2 separate regions of the Homo sapiens genome follow, and region 1 is linked to region 2. A link is a contact called in ENCODE Hi-C or POLR2A ChIA-PET data. All regions are on one chromosome and are shown on one strand. The core of a region is the stretch at or near the end of the contact, and the rest is flanking DNA. Distances in the headings are between cores, read along the strand shown. Region 1 has its middle 73 kb from the start of MIR4418. Region 2 overlaps WNT4 (Wnt family member 4).

Region 1 (3,545 bases), core at 53-2,552, 210 kb after region 2:
CAAGAGTTGTGTCTTATATTTCCTGACATTTGTTATCCTCAACCCCTGGCCCTGTGTTTAGTACAATTGTGAAAGCATACTTGATGTTCAAAAAAGATTCATTAAAGTGGCCGGGCAGGGTGGCTCATGCCCATCCTCCTAGTGCTTTGGGAAGCCCAGGAGGAGGATCACTTGAGGCCAGGAGTTTGAGATCAGCCTGGACAGTGTAGTGAGACCTCATCTCTACCCAAAGAAAAAAAATTAGCTGGGTGGTGATGTGCACCTATAGTCCCAGCTACCCTGGAGGTTGAGGTGGGAGGATCACTTGAGCCCAAGAGTTTGAGGTGAGCCCAAGAGTTCGAGGCCACAGTGAGCTGAGATCATGCCACTACACTCCAGTCTGGGTGATGTCATCTCTATTTAAAAACACAAAAATTAATTAATGGAAGCCTTGGTGAATGGATGGGTCGCTGACATCTCTGCAGGTGTGTGTGTGATAAGACCACGCATGGTGAATTCTCAGGACATAGCAGGTGTTCAGGAGATGATGGTTCAGGCCACTATCCTCCTCGCTCATGTGACTCTCAGGAGCCAGGGTGCCTCAGAGCTCACAGGGGACAGAGCTGAATGGGGGGACACTTCGCCTTCCACTTTCTCATCTGTGATGTGGGCAAATAGGAGGTTTCTTCCAGCTAGGACGGCGTTTGGGTCCCGAGCCCTCTGTCTCTCATGCTGCTGCCTAAACTCAGGACACCCGCGGTACGGTGGTTATGCACATGGGTTCTTGGGACTGGCACGCCTGGGTCTGGAACTCAGCTCCCTCCTGTACCCACCATGAATGCTTGGAATGGTCCCTGCCCCTCACTGAGCTTCAGGGTCCCCATCTCTAATCAAAGACTCTGGAGGCCCTTCCCTGGTGAGTTTTCATGGAATGAATGAGATGCAGTGTGCATAGGGGTCCACAGTACTCTCAGTAAATGTTACTGTCATAACCATATTTTAACATCCTAAGAATACCCCCTCCTCCAGGAAGCCTCCTCTGACTGAGCCTAACAGAGGTAAGAATTTCCCCCTTTTTGCTTCTGCTCAGCAGCTCCCAGCTCATATTCTGTAAGCTCTCAGTTTAGGATAGAACAGCAAAGCTGCTCTGGCCCTAGTTCTGGCCCCAACTCCAGTACCAGCTCTGGCCCCAACCCTGGAGTCCAGAGAAGTCTCGTTTGGGCAGTTTAAGTCAGAGGGTCATTTCTGGGCCTGGGCTCCAGGTTCCATTCAAATGGGGGATCCCAGAGGGTGCGGACCATGTCCTGTAAATTCACCCCAGCGGCTCCAGGAAGGCTCCTTGGGGTGTGAGACATGCTGGTGGCCAGCTACCCCCCAGCTGGAGTCCTCACGCTGAAGGCGAGACAGCCTCAGCGGCGGTGGCACTGGCTGTGCCTGACACCCTCACCCGGGACATCAGGCTGCCCTGCCCAGTCACCCACAGGGCTGAGGCCTCACCACATTTGCTGCAATACCCGCTGCCCTTGGGCTCACGGCCATCCTATCTGCGGCAGCCTCTGTGTGAACTCTGCCCCGTGACCCCAGCTGGAATGGAGGATGCCTTCTCCAGCAGCCTCCCATCGGTAGCCAGCAGCAGGGCAGGGCGGGGGCGGGAGCCACGGGACACTGGGGGCTGGGCCAGGCTGCACTGGGAAAAGGGGCGCTTTAGTCCTCAGAAGACCCTGATGGAGACTGCCTTCCCCATGGCCTCTTTGCTCAAAGGTCTGGTCAGAACCCCTGTGAGCATGGAGTCAGGGGATCCCCAGAAAGCAGCGCTGGAGGAGGGGGCCTGCTCACCCTGGGGGAATGGGACCTTCACAATTTAGGTAGGAAAAGAGAAGTGGCTCGGCAGAGAGCCTGCTCCCCACACCCGCTCACCCTGGCCACAGATGTCCTCCCCAGCCCCCTACATCACACCTTGTTGATTTGTCTTCTCCTTAGCCCTTCCCACAACCTGAAACCCCCCACCACACTGTGAGCACCACAGTGTGAGAACAGACATTGTCTGGTTTGTCACATGTCCCCAGTGTCTGGAACAAAGCCTGGCACACGGTGAATGCTCAATAAATACTCATTAGATTAATGACCATACTCATTTAATCCTTACACCCACCCTTCGCTGTAGGCAACATCAGTTCTATTTTGCAGATGGGGAGACTGAGGCTCCAAGAAAAGAGGGGAATTGGCTACTCTGCAAACCCGGTAACCAGCAAAACCTAAATCAAACCCAGGCCTCTCACCTCTTGACCACAAGCCGGCGTGTGATGACACCAACTGGTTGGGTTCAGCATAAAGAAAGAAACAGAGGAACACACTGGCCTGCTGGCTTCTGCTCCCCTCAGGCTGCTTCCCCAGGCAGGTTGTGCAGGCTTTTGTTGGGGTAGGGGGTGGATTTTATTCCCTGAGTTAAGTAACCTGTGATCAACCCCTTGTGTTAACAGCTATCATGTGTAGCCTCAGCCTCCTGCCTTGCCCCTGAGAGGATCTGTGTTAAATTGACACCAGCGATGAACAGTGTGGCTGAGAGGCAGGGATGGGCAAGGAGGGGCAGGAAGCAGGGGCTGGTCTGTGGCCTGTGGACGTGGATAGAGGCTCTGGCCTGGAATTGACTGGATGCATGTTATGTGTACCAAGCGCTGTTCCCAGCACTTCTCATGCATCATCCCAGTTCATCCTCACGACCATCCTTGAAGATCCTCAGCATCATTCTCCCCAGTGTCTGGATGAGGCAGCTGAGCCCAGGAGAGGTTGAGCTACTTGCCCAAAGTCACACAGCTGGAAAGTCAAGAAGCCAGCACTTGGGACCCAGGCGCTGTGGCTCCAGAGCCCACCCATGGCTCTCCCATGTCTGGGGGAGGAACACAGCTTCAGAGCTGGATTCCAACCTGAGTTGCATTGTGTACAAGCTGCCTGAGCCAGCTGCTTAATCTCTCTGAGCCTCGGTTTCCTCAGCTGTGCAATGTGGACACAATACCCACTTTGCAGGGTCCCAATGAGGCAAGGGGTAGAAAGGGCATGGACTGTGCCTGGCACATGGAAGGGGTATGACAAATGGGGGTGGCACTTGTGGTTCATGTCCCATGGCCCGTGAGTGTGCCATGACTGATGTTTCCACTCTAGTTTCATTTTCTAGAAATGCAGGGTCAGTTACAAGTCAGTGAAATCAGCCTCAGCCCAGTCTCAGTCCTTTCTCTGTATCCTGATGGTGCCTGAAATTCTGCCACTGGGGCAGCATTCCCTGAATTGAAAGCTGTGTTCCCGGGTGAAATGCAACTTCCCACGGGTGTTATTATGGCTGGGGAAGGAAGTGATGCTGCACATGATGGCTGTTTTTGTTTTTGTTTTTTGAGGCGGAGTTTCACTCATTACCTAGGCTGGAGTGCAATGGTGTGATCTCGGCTCACTGCCCCCTTCCCGGGTTCTAGTGATTCTCCTGCCTCAGTCTCCCGAGTATCTGGGATTTCAGGCACACACCACCATGCCAGGCTAATGTTTTGTATTTTTAGTAGAGACGAGGTTTCACCATG
Region 2 (3,632 bases), core at 402-2,901:
GCCTGGCTTCACAGCCTTGGGCAGAGACAGTATTCTCTGTGTGGCTCAAAGACTAGAATTGACACTGTGGCCAGAAGCTGCTGGGAGCTGGGTTTGTTCAACCCAAAGATGCTAGCCAGGGTGCAGCTGGGGAGCTGTCTCCCCATCCCTGGAGGTTTGCAGGCGGCAGCTAAATTTTATTTGTCAGGTATGTGGGTTGGACCAAGTGACGGTTCTTGAATCTGGCTGTGCATCGAAACGTGTGCAGGGTTTGTTGAAGGTGGAGGTGCCTGGGCCCCAGTCCCAGTGGGGGTTGGTGGGCCTCTGAGGTTAATTGAATGTGCCTTAGGTGCACCTGGGAGGCTAGGTGGGCACTGGCCTGGAGAACAGTCTGCATAAGTATGGGTAATGTTTCCTTCTCAGCCATAGGGAGCTCTGACTCAGGGATGCCACTGTCCTCCTCACTGTGGCATTGATCCCCAGGATGTTTCCTTTTCCCCGTGGCTGTGGAGCCTGAGCCTGGCTTTCCTTATCTGTAAATGGAGATAACGGTTCTCACCCAGAGGGCTGCCAAGAGGAATGCCCGTGATTTGCTGTGTGATGCACCTGGCTGTCAGCTGGGCACATTCTAGGTGCCAGGTAATTGTGGGGGCAAGTGTACAGCATGGGGCAAGTGCAAAGTAGGCGGTCTCAGGCCGAAGAAGGCCAACCTCCCCTCCCCACCCCCTGCATTCCTGGTCTCCCAGGGGCCTCCCCGCCCCTCCTTCCTATCTACCAGGTGGTTCCCAGGGGATGCACAGACTGGTGGTGTCCTGACAAGGCCCAGGCAGGAGCTCGGAGCCCCTTGGAGGGAAGACAAGGGCAGGAAGGGGGCTGAGAAGCAGCAGAGGCTGCATTTGGAAGGGGAGGGGCCCACCCGGCTTCTCAGCCCTGCCTGGGTGCTCTCCTGCCTGTGCCCAGCCAAGGGGTCGCCTGTGGAGCCAGTCCCACCTGTTGCTCTTGGCCTGCAGGGGGCGCCAAGAGCCCGGCTACTGGCTGTGGGCCAGGTCCACGTTCAGGCCACAGGTGTCCCTCGGTGGGGGGACAAGGAATTGAGCCTGACGTTGGATCCTTTCCTGCTCAGACCGAGGCTTGGCCTCTTGGAGAAGGGTGGGGGCCCTGTTTGCTCTATGATGTGGGGGCACAGAGCTGGCCCATCCCCAACTCAGTCTCTGCTCCCACAGCATGCAGCCAAGAAGGCTGCATCTGGCTGTGCTGGGCCCTGGGCTCTGGTCAAGGGAGGCACCCAAGGGCAGGGGTTCTCTGGGCAGGGGGGGCAGCCTCTGACCCACCATGACCTTGGGCAAGTCCCTGCCATACTTGGAGCCTGTCTCCTTATGGGTACAGTAAACCGGTGGGTCCATATGGCCTTTCCCACTGTCGGAGTTGGTGGGCCTCCTTCTACTGGCAGGGTGGGGAGTGGCCGGGCCTCAGGGGCCTGCTGGCCCCATGCCAGGCTGATAGATGTGTCTCTGCCATTGAATAAGTAGTAAGATGGACCAGGGGAGCCACCTGCATCCCCCCACCCAGGCTCAGAACTCAGCAAGGGGAGACTGGCTGAATGACAGTCGCAGGGGCTTAGGGTGAGCTGCTGGGCTGCCGTGGCCGTGAGTCACTGGGCCAGCTTCCAGGAAGGAGCTGAGCAACCTCTTCCGTTGGCACCAGTGCCCACCCCCAGCCCCTGCCTTCATCTGGCACAGCAGCTGTCCCCTTCCGTACACACGAGGCCCAGCCCCATCCCCACCCCTGTTCCCCCAGACCCCAGGGTCTCGCCCGGGCAGGGCTGGGTGCCAGGGCTGGAAATGGAACCGGGCACCGGCTCTAGAGAGTGAGAACCCCAGGCATTACAGGCCCTCATCCACAATGTTTCTGCTTGCCCGTTTCAGTATCCAACTAGCATTTGGCTCCATTTCACAGATGAACAAACTGAGGCTACGGAGATAAAGCAACTTGCTTAAAGTCCCACAGCTAGAGCGGCGAGCTGCAGTGCAAACCCAGCCCTAACTCTCAACTCTCTTTCCTCTGTACCTGGCTGTGGATATGCCCCATTTACCTGCTGAGGGGGGCTAACACTGCCCTTGGTGCCTCACACAGGGCACAGTGCATAGAAGGTGTTTAATAAATGCCTGCAGCAGGATGGAGGGCTCTGTCCTGACGGGGTTCCCTCTGCTTCCCTCCTGGCAGAGTGCTCAGGATGGGGAAGATAAGGATGAGGGAGGAATGTGGGGGCTGCTGTGGTCTTTTGATCTGCTGAGAGCCTGGAGACCCATCAGGGCGAGGCCTGATTAGTACTGGACACCTCAGGATTCCCAGTGCCCTAGGGTGGCTCAACCCCAGAGACACGTGTGCCATCCGCTGACCCTGGAGCTGGACCAGGCTCAAAAATGGAGTGCACCAGCCCTTTCTAGGGGTGACAGAGAGCCAGGGCGTGATGGGTGGGCCGGGCCAGGCTGTGCAGGGCCTTGGCCATCCCTGAGGCTTCTCCTGTCGTGGCTGCATTGCCCCAATTTAGGCTCCTTCCTGCCACCACGGAGTACAGGCTTAGCAATTTGCCACCTGCTGCCCTGGCCACCCAGGACTCTCGCCATGGCCATGCCGTTGATCAGGTTACCCCACCAGCCCAGACCGCCCCTGCTGCTGCTACCAGCCAGCTCATGCCCTGATCTTCTCCAACGGGGGCTGCAGGTCCTGCAGGCTCCTCCCAGGAGGCCCTCCCCGAGCCCGGCCCGTGCCTACAGCCTGCGAGGCTGGAGGGCCCTTGCCCTGCCAGGGAGATCAGATCCTCTCAGCCACCTGCTGTTTTCATTAGAAACTAAAATTAGCTGGGCTTGTCCCAAGCTTTTCCAGGTTTGCTTGCTTTTTAAAAAAAATATACAAATTCCTAGAGGAAAATCTGCACCTCTGCGACTCCTCCCAGCTCTTACGCTGTGAGTCAAGAGGAGAGGGGACGGGAAATAGCTGGAGCGTTTGGGAGGCCAAGCAGATCAGTGTCGTGGGTCCCGGCCCTGCGGGTGTCCAGGTGGGGGCTGGGACGCCAGCGCAGGCCTCTCTGCCCCCTCCCTTTGGCCTCCCTGCCTGCCTGGGCCACATTTAGAGCCTCCTCAGGAGCGGTCGTGCCTGCGATACCAGGGAGGAAGGAGGCCAAGTGGGTGGGAGGGGGAGCCGGAAGAAAACGGAGTGGCTGCTGAACAGAGCTGCCTTGGGGGATGCGGGCCAGTGGGGGCGAAAGTGACCACAGTCCCCATCTAGGACTGTGTTCTTAGGGGGATGGTACCTGGTTTCCCAAGATCCTAACCATACCCCCCACTCACTTTTACATCTTTGAATGTTTCTATAACCACAGTCTTGGTATCCTGCTGTGCTCCCCCTGATGGTGCCCTAGCCTTGGAGACCCTTGTCTTTTGGCATGGCAGGCAGTGCAGAAAGGACATGGACCAGGGACTCCTGGGTCCAAATGTCATCCTTGTGTTGCTTGAAGCAAGTTAGTGAACACCTCTGAGCCTCAGCGTGTTCATCTGTAAAGTGGGGAGACTGGAATTCCTGCACGCAGGAGGCCTAAATGAATGAAATCTGTGTGCAGGAGATGCTCGTCCCTGCTGCAGCATTGTCCTAGC

Evidence for each region. A loop is a pair of places that touch in the nucleus more often than their neighbours do. ChIA-PET counts read pairs that join two places held with the same protein, here RNA polymerase II (POLR2A). Pooled maps may share reads with other maps.
Region 1: a pooled map shows a loop between it and region 2 (2.2-fold over the local background). The contact joins two enhancer-like sites. A Hi-C loop is called at or near these places in 3 of 50 pooled maps. POLR2A ChIA-PET finds 5 or more read pairs at or near these places in 2 of 52 experiments (A673 and activated T-cell).

Annotation. Positions count from the first base shown.
Region 1 is chr1:22,337,894-22,341,438 of GRCh38, forward strand. No RefSeq gene overlaps it. Among named protein-coding and RNA genes, the nearest start is that of MIR4418, 73 kb to the left of the region's middle. Within about 2 kb of position 1,303, at least 2 of the 41 ENCODE cell types and tissues checked have a DNase peak (open chromatin) inside an H3K27ac peak, as active enhancers do.
Region 2 is chr1:22,131,089-22,134,720 of GRCh38, forward strand. All of the region lies in intron 1 of WNT4 (Wnt family member 4), which reads right to left. Among named protein-coding and RNA genes, the nearest start is that of WNT4, 10 kb to the right of the region's middle. RefSeq lists enhancers at 243-1,003, 1,004-1,762, 2,102-2,827. Within about 2 kb of position 1,652, at least 3 of the 41 ENCODE cell types and tissues checked have a DNase peak (open chromatin) inside an H3K27ac peak, as active enhancers do.